Linked DNA regions of Mus musculus: all the other regions are linked to region 1. A link is a loop called in an ENCODE intact Hi-C map of the cell type or tissue named here. Cell type or tissue: heart. All regions are shown on one strand.

Evidence for each region. A loop is a pair of places that touch in the nucleus more often than their neighbours do. Peaks named below come from ENCODE experiments on the same cell type or tissue, not always from the same donor. Only the 100,000 strongest peaks of a DNase experiment are listed, where the experiment ranks them.
Region 2: it touches region 1 in a loop (6-fold over the local background); 10 of 42 quality-filtered maps call a loop at or near these places.
Region 3: a loop joins it to region 1, with 4 times the contacts of the local background. A loop is called at or near these places in 3 of 42 quality-filtered maps.

The regions. Positions count from the first base shown.
Region 1 is chr3:37,636,825-37,644,824 of GRCm38, reverse strand. It overlaps Spry1 (sprouty RTK signaling antagonist 1), which reads right to left and starts at 4,878. Exons shown (of 3, transcript NM_011896.3): 1 at 4,720-4,878; 2 at 4,017-4,305; 3 at 226-2,270. The coding sequence starts at 2,215. The coding sequence ends at 1,274. In heart, CTCF peaks have their summits at 3,848 and 5,041; DNase peaks (open chromatin) are centred at 1,784, 2,374, 3,844, 4,974 and 1 weaker place; H3K4me3 peaks cover 2,986 bases; H3K27ac peaks cover 1,664 bases; H3K27me3 peaks cover 1,093 bases.
Region 2 is chr3:37,972,323-37,980,322 of GRCm38, reverse strand. All of the region lies in intron 2 of Gm20755 (predicted gene, 20755), which reads right to left. Among named protein-coding and RNA genes, the nearest start is that of Gm22899, 19 kb to the left of the region's middle. In heart, CTCF peaks have their summits at 240 and 3,487; DNase peaks (open chromatin) are centred at 1,672, 3,572, 4,632 and 4,972; H3K27me3 peaks cover 894 bases.
Region 3 is chr3:37,582,583-37,590,582 of GRCm38, reverse strand. The region is part of intron 2 of Gm36412 (a long non-coding RNA gene); the gene reads left to right. Among named protein-coding and RNA genes, the nearest start is that of Gm36412, 16 kb to the left of the region's middle. In heart, a CTCF peak has its summit at 3,886; a DNase peak (open chromatin) is centred at 4,302; H3K4me3 peaks cover 1,044 bases; H3K27ac peaks cover 1,333 bases.

The DNA.
Region 1 (8,000 bases):
ATAAGAAAAAAGAAAAAAAAAAAACCTTCACTTTCCAAAGTAACCCCCTCGGGTGTCTGACGAAGCAATGGAGACCATACAACTCTGACTACAGTACTTTCCAAAAGCACTGTTTAAAACCCGAGGGCACCTATGCCTGGACTTTGTTACTTAAAGTCTGAAAAGGTTGAATCACGTAACAATTCCACAGCAGTACAGGTTGAAAAAAAAAAAGATGCACTCGAGAGCCGGTTTCATTAATTAATATATTTTCTGCATTGTAGTTAACATAGATGTTTTTTATATACTTTCTTCGAGTCACCTTGCTTTTCTTGAAGTAGTGATATGTTATATTCAGACATGAGTACATTTCAACAGTCTTTTGCAATAAATATCATAAAATAATAGAGATTCGCATAATAAATATTCTTTACAATAAAAAAAAGTTTAACAGACTTTTGTCTTAAAAATAGCCAGGATTCAACTTTGTGATTTATACATAAAATATACAAAAAAGCACCACAATTTGTGGTTAAGGCAATGAAAACACAGGAAGGGTTGGAAATACTCAGCTGTTAAGAGTCAAAAGGCCAAGAGCCAAAGGCACCTTAGGGAGCTGTAGCTCTGAGATACCAGGGGCAAATCAGACAGGAATTTCAACTACAGTTACCAAGTGTCCTCAGTGAAGTGGGGGGCGTGAAGGGAAGTCCTTCACAGATACTGGGCGCTGGAGGAGGAAAAGGGTTGCCAACATCATATCTGATGTGAAGACCAACACCGCACAGAGCTATGCCAAAGGGGTGTGCGGGGACGACCCACTGGCATCTGCGCAATGCATTGTGGGGGGGGGGGGTTCAGAGGGCTGTAAGGAGAAGGCTGGGAAAACCGTGTTCTAAGGAGTAGCTCCTCCCATCCGGCTAGGAGAAGGACACTAAGATAGATCTCATCAGAGGCAGATTAATATATAGCTTATTTAAGCACTTACATGGTTACTTTTTTATAAACCAAACTAAGTCCACGATCCCACAGTACCAGACCCCAAACAACTCTCGGCCAAATCCGGGCATGCGTATATCTTCACGGAAGCAGCTGGAGAGCGGATGCAGCACACAGGCCCTCGCTGCTCCCAGAACCCTCGAGGTGGAATGAGAACAAGCTGGGTGCAGTTTCACAGTCCACTCCTATTGAGGCCCATCCAAGGCAGGAGAGACTCGAGAAGAAAATCTGCCTCTAATACCAACAGCCAAAGTTTGGAAGCTAGACATTCCGCGGAGGTCCAACCCACCTCCAGAAGTCATGACAGTTTGCCCTGAGCCCTTGAGGGGCAGCTCTCCAGCTTACAATAGACAGTGTTGGAGTTTCTACACCTGCAGCCAGGGCGGTGGGTCCAGTCGTAACAGCCCCTGCACAGCTTCAGGCAGCCCTTGGCGGGAGGGTAGCAGAGCAAGCAGGGTAGGCACAAAGACAGGGCTCCCATGCACAGGTATCTGGAGCAGCAGTGGGACTGTGAACAGGAGCATGGGTTATCCGAGTAAGAACCTCCATCATCATCATTGGAGCAGTGGTAGAAAATGCCCTTGACCAGGCACATGCAGGTCCCGTATTCCACCATGCTCTCCGCGGAGCAGAGGCACTGCCGATCACAGGCCAGACAGGAGGGCAGGGCCCGGGGGGCCGTACACTCTCCACATTTGCACTTGCCACACTGTTCGCAGATGAACTTGTGCTGGGTGGGGTCCTCTTTCAAGGAGGCCTTCAAGTCTTCCACCAGCAGCTGCTTGGGCTGGGTCCGGATGACCCGATCTGACCTATGACCTGGGATGGGCCTGGTGGGCGGAGACCGTCCTAATAGGCCCTGCTCAGAAGACACACTGCTGCTGCTCCCTGAGCTGGCCGCGCTTCCGGTGCTGGTGGACCTGCTCAGCACCGAGCCCCTGGCGTTGCCCGGGTGGCTGGCAGGTCGGTGCTCGTAGCTGCTATTCACATTGGCTGGTATGATTTCATGAGTCCTTTCCTGCTTTTCGGGTCTTGGTGCAGTGCGAGGAGCAGGTCTTCTCGCTACCGAAGGTCCCTCTGTGTATTCATTGCTGCCTCTGATGGCTTTGATCTGGTCTAGGGACAGAATCGTAGCAGGCTGAGTGTCCCTGTCATAGTCTAACCTCTGCCGGCCTTCCACAGCCGGTGGCTGAATCACCACTAGCGAAGTGTGGCTGCCATGCTGACTTGGGGAATCCATGTGGAGTGATCTCCAGTTCCAGCAGTCAGCGGAAATCTGCCATGCATCTGAAATCCTAAAGAAGAGTGAGAGAGAAAATAAGCGACAGAAAGCGGATTTGGGGGAGAAGGGCTGCTGTCAAGTAACAAATTCCCCAAGCCACCTGGTAATGATCCCCTTCATCGGCTGATTTCAATGATGCCGAAGCCTGGCCAGAGTCCAACTCCAAAAAAAAGATTGCAGAGGACCATATCACAGGAAGACAGCAAAGACCTCATGCCTTAAAAATTAGAAGTTGCTCTCCAGCTTCTAAGAAGCAGAGGAAGTCGTGTCTTCCTGTTTGCAAACCTAACAAATAATTAAAATGAAATATGCCTTCGAAAGAGCAATTCAGTGTGAGCCCTGGAACTGTTCTCAGAGTTCACTGTCAGTTCACTGGCAGTTCACGTAAGGAAAATGTCAGCTACTTTTTAAAGATTAAGAATGGCTTTAGTGCTGTGGCCTCTCGGCCATTTATATGCTGTTACGAGCTTTAGATTAATGAGAAAATTAATCAAGGCAATTTCCAAAACACCGGCTATTCCAAGCTCACTCGGAATCTCAAAAGGCCATTTTCAGCAGAAGTCCGGGTCTGAAGCTAGCTCATCACACAGATCTGTGAGACGAGCAAAGGAAGCTACAAAGAATGAAGAGTGCTCTGCCACAAAGAACACAACCCGGACGGTGTGGACTTAGCTTTCCTTAAAGGTTAATCAAGGCTCCCCCACACAACGAGGATAACTTATGCACAAGTGTCAGCCCTTTAAAGCAGGGAGAGGAGCCCTGGTCTTTTTACATTATATTTAATTCCCTTCATTTATTAGCACGACAGACCTTGATTTTCACAAGCCCTGAATTGACCTGCTTTTTGTAGTAAAATAAATACACTGATAGACAACAAACACAACTTCCATGTCAAAAGGAAATAGCTTCCAATTTATAACGTATTCTTCCTGAGACAGACCAAACTCTTTCGATTCTGTTTCTGGGCAATAGGTATCTAAGATATTTTTTTACACAAATGCCTTCCGAACTCACAGATGCACCTTAATTCAAGAAGGCACCCCTTTGCACTTTTCTGGCATCCAAAGAAAATCAAAACAAATACGTCGGTTTACTATGGATGCTAACTAATGTCCCCAGACTACATATGTGTTAGCTTTTTGGAGGCCCCTCTAAGCTTATAACTACCTTCTCCGCACATGAGATGCACGGCCATAACAGCATGTTGTGGTGCCGAAGCCCTAAACGACACTAGAAAACTGCCCATCCTTGCTCCTGTGCCATATCTATTTTTTAAAAATTTAAAACTCCATAACGAAGACTTTAAATATGCCAAGTCTCATCCACAAGAAAGGAAGACGTGGGCACGGCTTGTTTGAGTTATGAAACCCCTAGGCACGGCTTTAATTTGCATTTTACAGGGCATTCCCAAGCAAGTTCGCTCAGGCGGAGCACCTAGGCACCCCGCAACTGTCCAGAGCGAAGCCGGTGCGCACCCGCGGACAGCAGTGTGGGTAGCACCGTCGGGCGCTTGGGCCCCACGCCGAGACCTCAGGGGCACCGAGCCGCGGCAGGTCCGGCCGGATAAAGTTATGAATGAAAACAGCTCGCGGGCGGGAGGAGGCAGCGCCCTCTCCCCGCGTCCCGCGGCACTGCGCTCCGAGCACAGGCGGGCGCTGGGTCCCCAGCGCCATCGGGTGCCGCGCGCTTGGCACGGGCTGCGCGAGGACCGCCAGGACCGCCCGGCCCGCCCCGGCCCGCACCTGCCGCCCGCACTCACCTCGGCCTCCGCGGCGCCGGCCGGGGGCGCCGAGCGGGCGGAGCGCGCGCCGCATCAAGCGCGGCGGGGCGGCCGGGCGCGCATGGCCCGCGCTGCGGCCTCGGCGGCCCCCGGGCAGGGGCGCTTCTCCGCGGTTGGCGGCGGCCGAGGGCGGCTCGGGGACATCCGCCGGGTGCGCGCGGCGCCCGCTCCACAGCACCGTCCCGTCCCGGTCGTCAGGCGCGCGGCCCGGCGTCGTCCCGGGCTCTCGGGTCCCCGCAGGTCCGCGTCCCCGCAGTCGCCACGCCGGCTGCAGACGAGCAGAGACAGAAACACGTGAGTCCCTTGCCAGCCCGGGACGCTGTCCTGCTCGCCGAGATGGACAGCCACGAGCCCCGGACACACACGGCCGTGCACGTTTTGCCCCCACGGAATGCCCCGCAGTCCAAAGCGCGTCCGAGAGACGCGTCTGCGCGAGGCAAGCCCGCACGCAGGGACGGGAAAAGTCAGGTCTGGCACGAGCGCCCGGCGGGTCGGTCCCCAACAATGCGCACAGACACGCGGGTGCGCGGCGGTGCCAGCCCGCGTTCGCACACGCGTAACTCGCTGCCTGGCTACGGAACTCGCTGCAGGGCCGACCGCAAAGCGCCGGGCACAGAGCTAGAGCCAGCTCCGAAAACGTCCAGCTCCTCGAAAATAAAATAAAATAAAGCACCATTCTCACCTGATCTTGCCAGGTCCTCGGCGGGAGGGGAAGGCTCTTACCTAGTGCAGAGCCTGGGGCCGGCCCTCCCGGCACATGCACGCCGCTCGCAGCCGCTCCTTAGCCCGCAGAGCTCTGGCTGCGGGGCCGCCGCAAACCCCTGCGTGCTGAGCACTCGCGCGCGGGCTCCGCAGCATTTCAGCGTCGCCGCCACCTCCACCTCCACGCCGGGACCCGCCCCCGGTGATATCATGTGTCAATCACGCGGGCTGCACGAAAACCCGGAGCAGGATTTCAGCGATCGTGGATGTGGACTCGAGGACGCTCTAACAAAAGTCGATTGCCTGCAGGAGTCCTGCGAGCGCAACTGGGGAGGAGCGGGCATTCCAGGGCCCCTGTCAGTCGTGAGCTGTCAGCCTCCAATTTAAGGGGACTGGTGCAGCCACCCTTAGAGTTGAGTTTAAAAAGAGTTGTGAAGAACATTTAAAAAACAATAACAAACCACCAACAACAACGGAAAAAAAAATGTGTACACCATGACACCGTGCCCCCAGATAAAGGGAAAAGTGCAAAGTTCAGATCATGCGAAATATGAAAGTTTCAGAAAGAACAGTCATTTTTGCAAATGTAATATAATTACACACTAAAGGGTGGGATTTCCTGCTGTGGGGTTTTAGTGATTGCTCCATTTGGTTTGTGATACGATCCCTAAAATTACACGGGGGGAGGGGAAGGGGAGAAAACGGGGCCCAAGTTCTTCCTGCTTTGTAATGTTTGTATAATTTTGTCCAAAACACCAATGCATTTTAAATGAAATAAAATAAGCATAACTCATCAGGAAGTTTTAGCTTTAGCCATATGTCTGTCACGGGGTGGGGGACTTTAGTAAGCTGGGAATGCTTTTTGCGTCTTTACATACTATGGAATTTGGTTATTTATTATATGGACGCTATAGCTCAGGATGTAGTGAAAAGGGCTGTATGTGGAATTAAAAATTCCATAGAGTTTTAAAAATAACCTAAGACCCCCAAAATATTGATAGAAAATATTTTTCCAGGGAATTTTATCAGGAATGGTATTTGATAAACAAAAACTCCATGATCTAAATCACCTGTGAATGTGAGTTAGGATATTTTGGGTTCAAAGTAATTTTTTTTTTAAGTCTTAACAATTGCAGTGAGTTTTTATAAAGTTTTTGTTGTTGTTGGCATAATGCATTTGCAAGCTTTTGAATGTTTTTAGAATTCACGGTTATGTGTGGAATTACATGCAAGGAACCCAGGACACTCCCTATGAAGAAGATCAGCAGTAAGAAAGTGCACTAGAAGGTAATAGAACGTATTAAAAGCCAAGAAGCTGTTTGTTCACCCTTCATGCAAGGGGATGTGTTAAAGTCATATTTTCAAATGTAGAGTTGGTGGGGCTTTTGTGTCTTGTCTATTTTTCACAGATGTAGGAGCATAATGAGGTTTCTCCAGTGGATCTGCTTTTGTTCTTTTTGTGCGTGAAGAGATTTGCAGTGTCAAGTAAGAAATACAGTATCTCATCAGAGTGTGTTATCTGGCTCTTCCCAGCTGTCTGCACAAATTTGGGGCCAATTCTCCAATGTAATAAGATGAGGAGAGGCAACAATGGAGAGTTTGAACCACATAACACTTATAAAAACATAATTTCAAAGATTCCTATTTACATTTCAGAATATTTGGACCAGAGATGTGCTAAAACAAATCTCTTAAGTTTAAAAATTTTTAATAATAATAATAGTAATAATAATCCATAAAATGTTAAAAATATTACCTTCAAAGGTCATGGTCTATTTCAAAATCAAATATATTGCACAAAATTGATTCTGCTTAAATGCCTCCATTGTGTGTTTCTTGAGATCACACGTTCCTAGGTTAGGATTTAGTAACCTTGAATCTGGAAGACATTTAATGAAGTCAGCTTCACCTTTTTAATTGCCTGCAGTCATGAGACTTGAGACAAACTATAAATTTTTAGTTTAAAACAGACCTTGTGCTTTATTTAGTAAGCTCAGTTGCAGTGAGTCTAGTCTAGGAATAAACAACTGGGGTAGGGAACATTTTTGAAAAAGATATAAGGGTCATCAGGGAAATGTCAGTAATTCCTACTTCCCTACATAAGATCTGTCTAAATAGAGTTGGTAGGAAGGGAAGCCCAACACTTTCTTCACTTTCATGAGAAAACACAATTATCCATCTCTTTTGTTGAGAGAGAATAAAGTGAAAATTTCGCCTGGCAAAGGCTTCAGAAGTGTGTGTGACTTAAAAGAAATCAAAGCACTAAAGGACTTGTTGATTTATAGATTTGCCCAAATAAAAACATCAGAGCCATTGTGTACCCACTTCCAGGCTGACAAACAATACTTTTGTTTGTTTCCAGACTGACAAGCAATACTTTCTAAATCGCCCAGTATTTCTGTGATGTCATGATAAGTTACATTAGTAATTGTGAAATTAACTATATTATCATTCATAGCCTTGCATGCGGTTGAGAAACAAAGTTGAAACCAAAACATCACAGAAGTTGATGTCTTAGTGGATTTGAATCCATCCATAAGAATCCAGTAAAGGGAATTAACTTCTTTCCTTTCCTTTTAGGGCAATAAACCCTGTATTCTTGAACATCCTCAGACAAGCTGCAAGGGTGGGCCGTGTTATTTTCAGTTTCCTTTTATGAACCGTCTTTGTAGAAGACTGAAATAAGACTAACCTATTCTGTAAGATTTCCATAAACATTTCCCTCATTTTCAGAAGCATGGTTCTTACCCTCTCATATTCTTCATGATTTTACATTCTGCAAGTGGGAGCCATGAAGTCGTGCCCCGAGTAAAGGACTCTGAATGTTTTACAGACTCAGCCCCACTGACTACTTGGTCTCCAGTGTTTTGGTTGAGTTAGAGCCTCTCTCCTTATAAGCAGGTGACTCAAAGTGACAAGTGTTCACGCAAACTGCCTCAGACTGTCTCTGTCCAGAGCCTTACCTTCACACAAGGAAGCATCTCTGTCCCAGTACCAAATGGGCATTTCCTGCCTATCCAACAGCATCTAAATCCTGCTTCCCTCGCCCTGGCTTGCACATCATTTCCATAAGGAAGTAAATGGAGCTTCTACTCATCTGACTTTTGATAAGAGGAGCAAATGGTCCATTGAAGTAAATCCTGGCCAACAGCAATTGCTCATCTGAACTCTTCTCACCATTTTCATCATTACAGATGTGCATAAGAAGCTCATCTGGTTTAAACCTAATTATGTGGCCTTCCAAATGGAACTGTAAGAAAA
Region 2 (8,000 bases), 340 kb before region 1:
CCTACATGGAACAGCAGAAGTTGGGCCATGCACTCTTACCCGATCCAAACAACAATTACAAAAACAGAGACCCTGCTAACAAAAAGTGTGCACAGACACCATTGAACAAGAGAAGGAAATAGACACATAGGGTCACACTCTAATCCGAAATAAAATCCCAAGCCTCCATCTTTTTTCATTAATATTTGTAAGCAGTAGCTGAGTTATCAGCACTTGAGACTGCAGGAAGCAAGGCCTCCGATAGGGGGCGATGCTGTGTCTTTCTATGCTTTATTCTTCTGTTTAGGATTCTCTGATCTGTTTCCTTTCCTTCTGTCGGCCTGCTCCTCCCTTCAGCCTGTTCTTCTCATCCCTCCTTTAACCCCCAGGTATCACTGAGATGTGTCTCCAATCGCAGAAGCAGTGACAGATGTTATAGGACTTCTCTGGAATGTGTGCTTTTGGGTTCTCTGGGAAATAATTTTGAAGGTGTGTATAATGTATTTTACATATGTTTCTAAATGTAAAACTACAATTATTCTTCTTTTTAGATGGGATTTCTCTCAGTCCTGGTTTATGGGATGGAGAGCCATTGCTACTACAAGATCTCACTGCAGAATGTCACAAGTTGACCTGTTACTGTGTAGTCCAGGCTGGTCTTGAACTTGTGGCAATCCTCCTGCCTCAGCTTCTTGAGTTCTAAAAAATTGAGATGTTGAGTCACCATGGCCAGCTTTGGTTGACGGTGTTTGATTATTTTCTCCTGTCCTGGATTTTTATAACTATATTCATGAAGAGTATGTAGTCTGTGAACTTTGTTGACCAGAGTGCCACTCAGTTTTCCCCCAACTGTCCAGAAACTACGATGCCTTCTCTACAAAACTTCCAAGTCTCAGAATGTCTCTAGAGTGTCCAGGAAGGGGGATAGACAACAGATGGAATGGATAGACAGATAGATGGCATGGGTGTGCAGACTAGAAGGGAGAGATGTGAGGGTTGGGCAAATAGGTGGGCGGTTGGTGGATACATGGGTGAGTGGGTGGGCCGCCTTAATGGGTGAGTGATGGGTAGATGAATGTGAATGGGAACGTAGTGGGTGAATAAGTGGGCGGGGTGGGTGAGTGGGTAAACTGGTTGGATGGATGGATTCACCATATGTAAACTGTTGAATATTCTCAAAATATCAAATTACTCACAATAAGCTAATAACTACAAACACTGGGTACCAATAAACAAATATTATTAAATTTTCTTCTCATTCCAGTAAACTATTGGACCCATGAGTTGTTGTGAAGGATGTCATTACAATACAGTAGACAGTGTATTGGGCCACAGTGTGGGTTTTGATGTGGTGTACACATGAAGATGCCTCACTATAGCAACTGACCTTATGAATGCTACTAACACTAAATATTTAGATGGAACTCTGAGTAATTTTGGCCCTATAAACAATTACTTTCACATTTGGAAGAAATGTTCCCTCCGTTTACAGAGACAAGAATCTTTTTTTAAAGGATTGCTTTGAAAACTCTTTCCTCAACAGCTTGGTGCAGGTGTTAACAGGAAAGAGAACATTGCTTGGAGCAATTCTCTACTAACAAGAGAGGGTGTAACAGGACTCTTGGCAAAATGTGGTCCCCATCTAGAGACAGGAAGAGGCAGATGAATCATCAAAACCACAGGGGAGAAACTTGGATAAGAGGTGGCCCCGCCCACACCGGGCTGCCAGCCGAAGGAACGCTGTGTCTCACTGTGAAAACTCAGGCAGCTTTTGCTGGAATAATCCCGGTACTAAAACTTGACTAAAGTCAGCAAGTGATGTTACAAATTTCCATCCATTTAGAGCAACAACTGAAAGCAATTGACGTTTTTTAGAAAAACCATATGCAGTTGTGAAATGGTACGTCGGGGGATTGCACATCTGAAGCTACGTTAATTACATTTGGTGTGGTTTTCTCAGGAAGCTGGGATGGGAAGGATTCTAAGTACATTTTTAAATAGACATTTATATTTCAGAGCTTTTTTTAAATAATAAAAAACAATAGCAATTTTCTTAGTGTTTCTTATAAATGCAGGTGTGTTATAACTATTATCCCTGTTAAAACTGTAACGATTTGACCACTTTCACCTATAAAAATGCCAATTTCTACAATGCTATGGTAGATACAAGATTAGAAAATATGCATGCCATGGTGTGTGTGTGTGTGTGTGTGTGTGTGTGTGTGCAAACTCTCCATCTTTGCTCCTGTCCAACCCCACACTTAGAAGTAACAAATAAGTATACAAGGATGAGTCTGTCATTTTCTGATTTAGTCATTTGCCTAGCTCAAAAAGAAACAATAACATAAGAAGGGGGGGGTTAGAAAGAAAACCTGAAGTAGTACCAGCACCTCCTAAAATACAGACACACAGAAAGAGCACTGGGGGGTACTAAGGTCCAAAGGAAGCGCCAGAGGCCGTCGGAGACTTGGAAAGGATGGGGACACATTCCAAATGGTGCCTGCACACTGTGTGATCCAAAAGCACTCCTTTGCTTGTCTCTGGCCCAGGCCAGTCTGTTCTCTGAGGCCACCATTTCCCCACCAGACCCAGGAGATTAAAACATACTTGAGACCAAGACCCAGAAAGTCTGCGAGATCAGCACCTGCATTTACTTCCCTTGGCTGCAGGGGGCCGGTTCCTAGGACATGGTGAACCATGGGATTAGTAAGTCAAATGACTATTCAACCTGAATAGAGTGAATGTATATCTGAGCCAAATCAAATATTACATTGTATTTGGGCATAAGGAATTTTCAAAATACTACTAGAACACTTGAGAAAACCAGGTTTGTTCTTACACTCCCGTTTAAAATTATCACAAGACAACTCTCACAGCAAGTCAATCCCATCGTGTAGAAAACCAGCTTTTATGATATGTGTCAGAACAATCCTTTCATTTTCCCAAAGGAATGTGTGGGAATACAAAAAGAACAATGTTTTAAAAATACAAAACTTTGTTCTGTCTTTAAATTCTTTCATAGATTTTTGTGGAGGGCTTGGCACTTATTTTTTCTTTTAACGTAAGATAATATTATCCCCGTCCAAAAAAAATCATTTAATGGGACTCTAAACAAATTCTAAACAAATATTAATTGTAAATGTGTTTGATCAGTAAGTACAAGCACCGCCACCATCACCCCCCCCCAAAAAAAAAAACAAAAAAAAAACAAAACAAAAAACATTTTTTTAAACTGATGAGGTATCTCTTCCAGGAACTATGAACAGGATAGGAGAGTTTATGTTAGCTTAGAATTTTCTTTTCTCATCTTTACTGTTACAACCATACACTGCTGAGCTGGCTATTTTTAATTAGAGGGAAACCAAACAAAAGCCTCCGCGGTGGCGTTCAGATACCTAAAACATTAAACAAAAGCCCGTTGACACAGAAAAAGAGCCAGACAACTGCTAGTGATTTTCCTACAATTTCCGTGTTTTTATCGTGTTTCCCCAGGGGTTGTTCTGCTTTTCCCACTCCGGACCAGGGGAGGCTCCAACAGCAGCTGCAGATCCTTGGCAGCCCAGCCCCTTCTGGAACCCGCTCCTCTGTGTGACCGGAAGCCCTCCCACGGTGGTCCAAGTGCCTCCATCGATTGCTATCGCAGGAGCTGGAAGAGAAGCAATGTTCCACGAGACAAGTACTGATCCCATTTAACTGTCTCCTTACTTCTGTCCAACTGGACCTCTCTCTTAAGAACTGGCAGAGCGCACTAGCCTTTCCCAGGAGCCTATTCAGATCCATAGTGAAGGAAAGCAGTGTCCTGTGTACAGCCAGAAGACGACCACATAGTGAGCACCAAGCTAACTTGATTTAGCAGATAGTCACAATCTCAGATTTATAATTATTGATTTTTATGGTCAGCTTCTTGCCTTCAGGATAACACCCTTTTTCCTTCTAGTATTCCTGAATTGTTCCCTCCTCCTCCTCTTCCTCCTCCTCCTCCACCTCCTCCTTCTCCTCCTCCTCCTCCTCCTCCTTCTTCTCTCTTCTCTCTTCTCTCTTCTCTCTTCTCTCTTCTCTCTTCTCTCTTCTTCTCCTTCCCCTTCTTTTTGTTTGATTGTTTTCCTTTCCTATTGATGGTACATTAACTGCTGCCTGTGTCTGGATTAGATTGTATAATACCAGGAAGGGGGATGGGACTGGGAGGGCAAAAATTCCCCACCTGGATGTGGACTAGATACCCATCTACAGTTTTCACTCTTCTGCTGATAGGACAAAACTCTTATTTTTTAAGACACTGAACCTTATAGGGGAAAGGAACGAAGCAAATAAAAAACTGTGAGGATCAAGCTGGGGAGAGCTAGTAAAGAGTCTGCCACCCAGGCCTGAGGACCTAAGCCTGAGCCCCAGAACCCACATACATACATACATACATACATACATACATACATACATACATACACACACACACACACACATACACACATACCTGGCCTGGTGGTAAGCACGTGCAATCCTAACAGCAGCCCAAAGACTGAGACAGGAGAACCCCTGGGTTCACTGGCCAGCCAGTCTAGCCAGCTAGACAAGTCCCAGTGAGAGACCCTGTCCCCAGACTAGGTGAACTGTTGCTCAGACAAGATAGCAGAGGTTGACTTCTGGCCACCATGTTCACACACACACACCTCTGAATGTGAGCCTGGCCCCACCCGCCCTTGCACTTCACCAGCAACACAGAATGAATAGAGGCCTAAGCTAAAGCCCTGGGCTGAGTGGCACAAGTTTTTCCGACAACTTTTATGGCCCCTGTTTGCAAGTCTGTGGGTTATAGTCATGTTAATGACAAACACTCACTGCTCCAGAGAAACTGCGAGTTAATGAAAGCCCTCACAGCCCGGGGCTGAGGCTTTGAAGTCTAAACATGTAATATCAGCTTGCGAAGCATTAGACAAGGAAATGAGCTGGATAAGGGCTCCAGCCCTAATAGCTCTAAATTGATTATTTCCTTCCTCAAATAAACTCGCGGGGCAGCCCTGCGAGCTTACTTCCGGAGACTCAATGTGCCCAGAATCTTATCACAAGGAAATGAGAAGCAAGAAGCCAGACAACTATGATAAGGCACACGCATGAGATGCAAACACAGTTATGAGGGTCGGTATGGGATCTCTGGAGTCTAGCAGCAGTTAATTATTCATTAATTACATCCTAAGATGGTGGGGGGGGTGGGGACAATGCCTTCTAAGTTATTGCATTAAACAGTCAAGCACAAAAGCCCGGGGGAATGGATAATCACAGGCGGCAGACTCAAACCTGTGCATGTTATAAAGTGTGAAACTGTGGTTTACAAGTCATCTGCCTCAGGAAGCAAAGGCCCACTTCTGACGGGGGCAATAATTTCGATCTTATGCATGCACATCGTCTGTTTAAAACCAGGACCAAAACTCATGTCCTCCATTGATCGAATTTAACATTGAGACCCGATTCCCATCAAACACCTGCATTGTGGTCACATCTGGAAGAAGCAGAGAATAATGTCGAGATATGAGCAAAGGCAACTTCTTCGTGGCTGAGAACTCAACAGCAAGAATCAGTGACATGATTATAACAAACTTTAACACTTCTACCAAGTGCAGACAGTCTATAGAATGGGAGAAAAATCTTAGTCGTTAAATAAAACTTAAAAATAAATAGCGAAATAATAGAAATCTAATAATGAATGTAATAGTCATAAAGTGTGAAGAGATACTCCTTAAACTACAGATAAACAGCCAATAAATACCTGCAAACAAAATGGTCTTCAGTCATTAGGAAGATGGAGTTCCAAACCATGTGAGATCCCACCTCCCAGAGTCAGGACAGCTGTCCTCAGCAAGAATCAGCAGGGCCACAGTCCAATCCAGGTGTACCACTGAGGGACTCCCTGGAAGGGATTTGTGAGTATGCATGAGATCCACTTACTGGGGAGTTATTCACAGCAGCCAAAGTACAGAAGCACCCAACGTGACATTGGGACAGACAAAGAAACTATGGAATATATATTGGATATGTATGTAAATGTATGCATTCAAGCATAAAGAATAATAATCTTGTGTCATTTACAGGGACGTTGGTGGCTGGGAGGTCATTGTGTTATATAAAGTAAGTCACACAGAGATTCTAGGGTTATTTTTAAGACCTAGAAGGAGTCAAGAGGATTACTAAAGCAAGCAGGGAGAACCACGGCGAGAAACAAGGAGAGAGGGCAAGAGGAAGCTGAACAGCATCAGGACACAATAGGTGTACACACAGAGATGTCGCAGGGACAACGTTGCTATGTATTAACAAGTATATTAAATACAAAGGGCAGATTTTACCTCTAGCTATTTATTTATTTATCAGAATGAATTTCAGTACAACTAGAATAACTCTTTCCTCTCTGAGACAAATATTTTGCAATTATGCATATGTTTGAAAATTAAAACTTAAAAAGTCAATTAACAGCCAGTAAGGTAATGGAAACCTACAGTCCAACACTAAGGAGGCTGAGGCAGGAGGGTCTAAAGGTCAGATTTTGCCTTGTTCAGATAGCATAACCTTGGCAAAAAAAAAAAAAAACAGAAAAAAGAAAAAGAAGGGAGGGAGGGGGGAGGGAGGGAGGGAGGGAGGGAGGGAGGGAGGGAGGGAGGGAGGGAGGGAGAGAGAAGAGAAGAGAAGAGAAGAGAAGAGAAGAGAAGAGAAGAGAAGAGAAGAGAAGAGAAGAGAAGAGAAGAGAAGAGAAGAGAAGAGAAGAGAAGAGAAGAGAAGAGAAGAGAAGAGAAGAAGAAACCAATCATCAGGTAAATATAGTGTACTAGCTCTAGTATAAAGAAAATAACACCATGTATAATAAAACATTTTTTCATCCTGTCAGCAGAAATGTATCCCTTACAGTTCTAGAGAGTATGGAGTCTAAGACAATTGTGCCTATAAAGTCAGTGTCTCTTAGGGCTTACTTCTTGGTTTATTGGGTCATCTTCCTGCAGCATAGACACAGGATATAAAGGATACAAGATTTCTCTGGGATGTCTTCTATAAGCCACTCCCAAAAGATCTACATTGAAGAACCAATTTTCTCAAGTCCCACACCTGAAATCCTTTTAACATTCCTCTAACATCCCATTAATACTCAAATTCTAAGTCCTGCACTGGCCCTCTCTCTCCCTTTCTGAGACTCTGGTGTTCCAGTGATTAGAACCAAGTAAACAGCCGTGAGACTTGCCAAGTTTTAATATGACAGACAGCTAAGTAAACACACGAGGCATAGTAAATCATCTAGAGATGATGGTCACTCTACAGAGGGTTGTGTGTAGCTAACAGGCAAATTCTATCACATTTTACAGAAGAACTTGAACCCATATGGATTTTGGTGTCACAGCGGCCCTGGGCACAATCTCCTATGTGTTCCAAGAAAGAAAGTGTATGCATGTTTTTTAGCTTCTAATGTATGATGGACTTGTTATACAGCAAAAGAAAAAAAAATGGCTACACCGAAATGCAATGTATTATGAATGCATTAAAAAATCATGTATACCATATCTATGAAGAACAGCTGGGTTGAAGGGTGGTCAAGACAGTTTTTCCACCTGCTGTCACCTCAGAGGGACTCACAAGTGTAGGAATAATACATTTACACTCTTCCCTGTGAAGACTCCTCATGACAGGGTGTTGGGAGTTTCTGGACCAATGGCCTGTGGCACCCTCCTCTCACTATGAGAGCCAGGAGTGGCTTAAAATGTTCCAGATGCCCATAAGTTGTTTTGGAAAATGTTGGAATTTATTAAAGAAAAAAATTAAACACAGGTAAAAAAATTAAAGCAAAATTTAATCCCAGGTTTAGGAAAACCGTGTAAGACATAGGGTTTTGAGAGAGAGAGAGAGAGAGAGAGAGAGAGAGAGAGAGAGAGAGAGAGAGAGAGAGAGATCCCAAAAATCCATCTTGAAAGCTCTCTAAGATACAAAGACATTTAAGGTCTCTATGGAGGTATGTGGGCTCAAGTCTGTAATCACAGCATTTGAGAGACTGA
Region 3 (8,000 bases), 54 kb after region 1:
ACCATCACAGAAGAAGGGTCAAAACGATTCTAAAAGCCAGGGCATAGGGAGAACAGAGTGAAACAGAGAGTTCTGAACACAATGGACTGGTCCATTCATGAACCCACAGCTACTGCGGATGCCTGCACAAGACCTGCCTAAGATCAAGCCAGTCGGCATTCTATCGTGGAGTAGGGAGGGGGTCAGGAACTCCCACCCTTAAATGAGGAGCTATGGAGTTAGTAGCTTCTTGGGGAAGATGGTTTTTTTGGTTTTTTTTTTTTTGTTTTTTGTTTTTTGAGACAGGGTTTCTCTGTATAGCCCTGGCTGTCCTGGAAACTCACTCTGTAGACCAGGCTGGCCTCGAACTCAGAAATCCGCCTGACTCTGCCTCCCAAGTGCTGGGATTACAGACATGCACCACCACTGCCCGGCAGGAAGATGTTAAGAATATGGTTTCCAGTAGGTCTACCACACTCCTGGCTCTACCCCAGGAGTATATGGGCAGTAAAATTGGAGTCCATAGATGATTTTTTTAAAGGACACAGTTATGGGGAATAGAGAGGTGGGGATGGACTTGGGAGGAGTTGAGGGAGGAATGGGAAGTGAATATGATCAAAATACATAGCATGAGATCCTTAAATAATATAATATTTTTAAAAGAAAACATTTTTCAAAGAATGCGATCCCCCACCTCCCTGAGTGGTCTTTCAGGACTTTTCCAGTTTCTTTTCCATGTTCTTCCATTCAAACATTTAACACAGCAATAACAAAAACAAACAAAAGAAAACCATGTCAAAACCTGATTATTGCAGAGTGCAGGGTGAAAATAGCTGTCTTTTCTACTTCTGTTATGGGCCGTAAAAACCAGGCGCTCATGATGCTAAGGACCGAGCTGCTTCATCTCCCCAGAAAGAAATGTGTTGAGGTCCTGGCCATGGGCACTTCCGACTGTGGCTATAGATAGAGAAAAGGTCTTCACAGAGCCAATTCAGGTGAAACGAAGGCACAAGTGTGGCTTTAATCCCACACTGGTGTGTTTACTGCCTTCTAAAAGGTCCCAGGGATGCCTGCCTGCAAACTTCCCAGCAGCTGTAGTGGGAAGCAGTCCTGGGGTCCCGGAGCTGTGTGAGATGTGCCCTTCCTGTTGTTTTAGACACAGGCTTCATGGTACACATTTACAAAATTGTCATTTGTGGTTTTAATGTGCAGTGTGTATGCACTGCACATTGGTCAGGACCTTTGATTAATCCATTGCCATTACTGGGTTTGGAGTGCTCAGTTTTTAGTTAGTTACAAGGTCTGCATATCACTATTTGCCCTGGAACTTGCTGTGTAGACCAGGCTCTCCTGGGCTGTGTCTGCCTCCCAAGTCTTGGGTTTAAGGTGCATGCCATGACATCCAGATTTGCTTATCTGTGTATTCTTCCCCCAGGCAGGACCACTAGAGAATCCACATTTGATGGGACTTTATCTTGTGTTACAACCTTCCCTGTGTTTGGGTCTTCGCTATTTTCTGCATTTGCCTAAATGTGTCTTTATTCCTAAGAGGCACATCCTGTCTAAGCATGTAGTTGCTTTAGAATACACAAAGGGTGTGGGGGATTCTCATTGTAGCTATATTGCTGCCTTGCTGTTTTGCTAGACACAGCTCCTCACTGTTCCCCAGCGATGGACATGAGTTCTGGCCCCACCCTAATGCTCTTACTGCTTTACTGCAGAGACCTGGAGGAGACCCTGTGTGGTCACAGAGGGAACTCTCCAGTCTTCATGCCACAGGGATACTTATGGCTCACAACTGAGGACCTCCCAGTTCTATCAACCACCACCTGAGGGCTTGCTTCTTGTTTGTTTGTTTTTAATTAGGTATTTATTTCATTTACATTTCAAATGCTTTCCCAAAAGTCCCACACACACCCCCCCCCCCACCACCACTCCCCTACCCACCCACTCCCACTTCTTGGCCCTGGCGTTCCCCTCTACTGAGGCATATAAAGTTTGCAAGACCAAAGGGCCTCCTCTCTTCCCAATGATGGTTGACTAGGCAGGCCATCTTCTGCTACATATGCAGCTAGAGACACGAGCTCCGGGGGTACTGGTTAGTTCATATTGTTGTTCCACCTATAGGGTTGCAGACCCCTTTAGCTCCTTGGGTACTTTCTCTAGCTCCTCTATTGGGGGCCCTGTGATCCATCCATTAGCTGACTGTGAGCATCCACTTCTGTGTTTGCCAGGCCCCGGCATAGCCTCACAAGAGACAGCTAAATCTTGCTGGTGTATGCAATGGTGTCAGCATTTGGAGGCTCATTATGGGATGGATCCCCGGGTATGGTAGTCTCTAGATGGCCCATCCTTTCATCTCAGCCCCAAACTTTGTCTCTGTAACTCCTTCCATGGGTGTTTTGTTCCCAATTCTAAGAAGGGGCGAAGTGACCACACTTTGGTCTTCGTTCTTCTTGTGTTTCATGTGTTTTACAAATTGTATCTTGTATCTTGGGTATACTAAGTTTCTGGGCTAATATCCACTTATCAGTGAGTACATATCATGTGAGTTCTTTTGTGATTGGGTTACCTCACTCAGGATGATGCCCTCCAGGGAGGACCTGCTTCCTAACCAGGGGACAGAATGTCAAGTGAGCGGCAGAAAAGGAAGAGCCAATGTGAACCAGAGCTTACACAAAGGTTTCATAGAAATAACCCAAAACAGTCTTTTCACCCTAGCTTCTCACAGGGAGGTTTGTGACTGGTGGGAACAGCAGGTAGTGATGGGCAAGTCTCGGGGTGATGTGCCTTCTCTCTAATTCTAATTCTAGGGTCAGAGACCACATGACCTACCTCTCTGTTCACCTCAAGCCCAGTCCTTTCTAGTTCTTAGAACGAACCAGTGGAAGCCGGGCTGTTGTGGCGCACGCCTTTAGTCCCAGCACTCAGGAGGCAGAGGCAGGTGGATCTCTGTGAGTTCGAGGCCAGTGTAGTCTACAGAGTGAGTTCCACGACAGCCAAAGGTACAGAGAAACCCTACCTCAAAAAACCAGAAAACCATAAAACAAACCAACAGAGCTATTGAATTCTGTCAGGGCCGGGCAGATTCCCATGATTCCGCTGGGTGAGCACTCACAGCTTGTTTGTACGCCCAGAAGGCTTTGGGGACGGCTGTTCCTACTGTGTGTCACTGGATGTTGTTAGAGGCTTTGATGTTTTCTAAGGTTGCATAAAGTGCACTTTCAAAGATAGAAAACAGAGGAAGAAAGTCTAACCAATACAAACATCAAAATAACATGACCTTTCTGCCATAAATTAGGGGGCCGGAGAAATGGCTTTCTACAGCTGGGGTATTTGATGTGCTGAACTTGCTGGGTTGGCAGATTAATCGCATTTATACTGGGAAAGTATTCCAGGACATTAAAGGATTTATTTGTTTGCTAATCTGCTTCAGGCCCCAGAGGCCTTGTTACAAAATAAGGGGGCGGAAGGAGAAGAGAAGGGGCTGAAAGGAGGGGCTAGGAACAGGACAGGATTTCTTCCCCGTTGGGCAGGCAGTTTTGTTAACCTAAAGAGGCCAGAGCTCTTCAACACCACGGGAACCTCTGACAGAGCCTCCCTGTTTATGAGCCAAAGAAGTTTGCTTGTTTGCTCTTTCCACCGTATAAAGTTAACGTGGTCTTCCTCTGTAAACACAAGCAGGGTTCTTCCTTGTTTTAACCATCTAGGATTTGGAAGTGTCTGCTTGAGAGACACGCAGATGGAAAAAAATACATGGGGAATTCTGGGAGATTTACTGAGGGCGCCGCTGCTGATGGCGGCTTTCATCTGAGGCAGTTCCCTTTCTTCCCGTTTTGTAAAAAACTCTTTTCCCTCAAATGCAAACAAACATTTGCTTTCCTGTTGCCTTTTCCCCCTGCGGACAGGCTACGAAGTGCACTAGCCAAACAGTCTCTTAATCTCTTGTCCAAAGACTATAACCTTCTTTTGGCAAACCAGCGATTTTGTTTTGTTCCCCAGCACCTTGACAATGCTCAGAAAACATAATCCTCTTCTCACAGTGGAATCTCGGCTTTGCTGTTCTGTCCCCGGCAGCCCAAGCGATGGAATTAAAGGAGAGTTAAGCTTTTCCAGAGAGGCATTTCCTTCCTTGAGGTCCTCACAGAAAAGTCTGCTTTATTTTTAGTAATATCCTGGCTCCTGGTATTGTATTTGTGCACATAATCCCTCCACAATAACGCTAGCTGTCTGGTGGCACGTCCCCCCAAGGAACTCAAAGGCCTTTACAGACGTTAATTAATTCTCCCAGCACCCGGGTGAGATGGGTGGGTGTTCCATTCCGATCTCTGTATTATTATTCCCATTTTGTGATTTTGCCAAAATTCTTTTGCCTTCTTCCCCAGTGTGTTTCCGAATGGAATTCGTCCTCAGTGCCGGGCTGGCTGATTAAGTCCACAGGAAAGGAAGAAATCAGAGTAAAATGAATCAGAAGAGGAGGGTGCAGCACACTGTCAAGCCAAGAAGGCTGGGCTGCTGGAACGCAGGATGCACAATGTGCAGTCCCCCAGCTTCTCCATGGATGCACAGGGGAGTAAGGGAAGAGGGGATGTACAGCCAGCCCTCCCATTCATTCACCCAGAGGGGAGGAGAGCCCAGTCTGGGAACCACGACAGACAAGATGCTCATTAACACCAACAAAGAGGCAGGAACCATCAAGTCTCTTCTGATATCCCCAGCTTCCAGCAAGGACATCCTGCAAACTGTTGCTTCCCAGTCCTAGCCCTACCAGAGCAGTTGATGCCTCCTGTTCTCACCAGCGTAGGTTCTTCTAAGGTGGAAATGTGTTTCTAGAACCCTGATCATGTGATGTACTGATGCTGGTGACTTTTTTTCATGACAGAGGAAAAACTCTTTGGGTGGGGGCAAGAATCATTGGTTGAAAAAACTTAGTACAGAGCCATCAAGATGGCTCAGCTGGTGAAAGCCTTTGCTGTCAAGGCTGACAATTACGGGGACCTTCAGAGAAAGGAGACAACAGAACCTTCAGAAAGGTCCACATGCCCATTGTGGCCCAAGGGCGCTTGCACTACACAGGCACAAATACAAAACTAGTAACTTCTAGTTTTAAAAAAGTAAAAGCACAACTCCTCTACAATGAAAACGGTTGACACAACTGAATGTAGTTTGTCTTCAACTTCATAGTGGAGGGCACAATGGGCTTGGGGGTCCAGACGGTCACACCCAGACTGGTTCTTGTGGCAGAGCGGCAGGGACTTGTAGACACGCATATGAACAGATGAACGAGCACTAATGTATAGCCAAGCTGGACAACTTGATTTTGTTTTGTTTGCAAGTTTCTGTCTTTGCCCGTGAGGTTTTCTGGCTTTTGCACATTCCCTGGGGAAGTTAGAGGTAAGGTCCCTTGGAACTCAGTTGCCACCTGGAGGAGCTTGTGAGAGCAGGGGCAGAACGAGGGCGAGAAGGGGTGACAGCAGAGAATGTGAGGAGCAGGCTGTGGAGAGCTGATGGTGTCACTGCCAGTCTATAGTTGATCGACATTATGGGCTCCACCAGGGAATCTGGGAAAGTACTTGAGGTAAGATTTGCAGAATGGACTTCTGGTTAGCATTGGCAAGAAAGGTATGAATTGTACACGAACCATAATGTGACCTTATTTTGTTGGACTTAATGGACTTAATAATGGACCTTATTTTTGGCTGACTGTTAAGTCTAGCCTTGTTAACTTGACTGCACCCACCAGTTCTCCAGGACCCGATGAAGCAGGTGTTACAGGCAGGCCTTTCTGCTGGAGCTGCACTTTCATGCTTATGGCTTTGTTTCCACATACTTTCTTGGACCTATACAACTTCCTTATTTTACATTTTCCTTTTACCGTGGTTCCTTTTCTTCTAATTTTGTCTACTTGTCATCTTTAAAAGATCCAGCTGGAATTTGTATTGTTTCCTGGTTCTGCTATTATGTATTGCCACCTCAGTGGATTAAAGCGACACAAATGTACCGTTAGCTCACAGGACCTGAAATGGGTCGTTTAAATGGAGTTATGATTGACTAGTGGCTAGTTAAGTCATTCTGGAGGTTCTAGAGCTTTCCCACTTTGTCCGGAGCACTGTTTTTGCACTGAAGTCCCTCCTTCAAGCACAAAGCCAGCTGTGCTTCTTCACCTCTTCAGAGCCTTATGGATTATAGCAGTTCTATTAAGAGGTCCAGACTGTTTCAAGATCCTTAGCTGCACCTGACAAGTCACTCGGGCCATGTGAAGGTGATGCCACATATCCAGCTTAGGGATACGGACAGAGACATATCTGGAAGGAGTGCATTCTGAAACACACAGAAGGGCATGTCATCTTCCAAAGACTGCTGCTGGCTCAGTCATTTCTATTGTTTTTTGTGTATTAACTTCTGCTTTGTTTTCCTGGGGCTAATTTGAGGTTCTTGTCTTTTTTCAGTGGGATACTTAATCCAGCCAATTGTGTTACCCTCTGACCCTCACATGGTAGTTTCACATCTACATAGTGCTTCTTTTATCACCAAGAAATCATTTAAACAGCCTTTTGTTTTGGGTACTGTTCCTATACTGGGTTTTGTTTTCTCCACTACATAGTTAGAAGGCATGAATCATATCTGCAGACACCTGCTTGAGGATGCACACAGTGTGAGAGATGCTGTCTACAGCTCAAATTCATTTGCTGTGGTGAATTGTTACTCTATCTTGGGACAAGGTATCAGGTTAAGGAGAGCTTTTCTCCTTTTTTTTTTTTTTTGGTTTTCGAGAGAGGGTTTCTCTGTGTAGCCCTGGCTGTCCTGGAACTCACTTTGTAGACCAGGCTGGCCTTGAACTCAGAAATCCACCTACCTCTGCCTCCCAGAGTGCTGGGATTAAAGGCGTGCACCACCACGCCCACCTTTTTCTTCCCCTTTTAATAGCAGCATGTTTTACTGTATGGAAAAGCTATGTAGATTTAAATAATATTGGGTAATTGAGCTGTTTAGAATACTGTTATTATGCAAATAAGGTTGAAGCTTTCCCTTTGCCATTCCTCCCCAAGGATTTGCAGAATAGTGTAGGATTTCTGAATCAGAGGGTAGTTAGTGCCTGGAGATTACCTTTATTAATTCCCCTCCATAGTTTACTGATAGTCTATTTTTTTTCCCTGTGCTACAGCCTTTTTGTCTCCACTGGATTACCTGGCATAGTTTCTACTGCTAGGTCCTTGGTAAGGTATTTCAATCTGTGGTTAATCCCAGCTCAAAGATAGTCTTAACTCTTCTATTTGTACTGGAACAAGTATTTTAATTGCTAACTTGAGTCCACTCCTTTAGCTTTATCCTTCACTTAAAACAGTATTCAACTGACTTAAAAAATTATTTTATAGCACTCGGGAGGCAGATGCAGGTGGATTTCTGAGTTCGAGGCCAGCCTGGTCTACAAAGTGAGTTCCAGGACAGCCAGGGCTATACAGAGAAACCCTGTCTCGAAAAACCAAAAAAAAAAAAAAAAAAAGTTTATGTATATGAGTACATTGTAGCTGTCTTTAGACACACCAAAAGATGGGACTAGATCCCAATAAGACCATGTGGTTGGTGGGAATTGAACTCAGGACTAACTAGGACCTCTGGAAGAGCAAGCAGTCGGTGCTCCTAACTGCTGAGCCATCTCTCCAGCCCCCAACTGATGCTTACTGTTCAGGCTTTAATGCTTCTGGCATCAAGATGTAAAATGCTACTACTTAAGTGTCAGTTCTCTGTTTTCAAATAAAGTATTTGTGTTTTCTGAGATATGCTCAGGTTGTCTTGAGAGGAAGAAGCAAGTTAAAACACCTATGCACTTCCAGTAGGACTCCAGAAAAAGGATGTCTTAGTCAGGGTTTCTATTCCTGCACAAACATCATGACCAAGAAGCAAGTTGGGGAGGAAAGGGTTTATTCGGCTTACACTTCCATACTGCTGTTCATCACCAAAGGAAGTCAGGACTGGAACTCAAGCAGGTCAGGGAGCAGGAGCTGATGCAGAGGCCATGG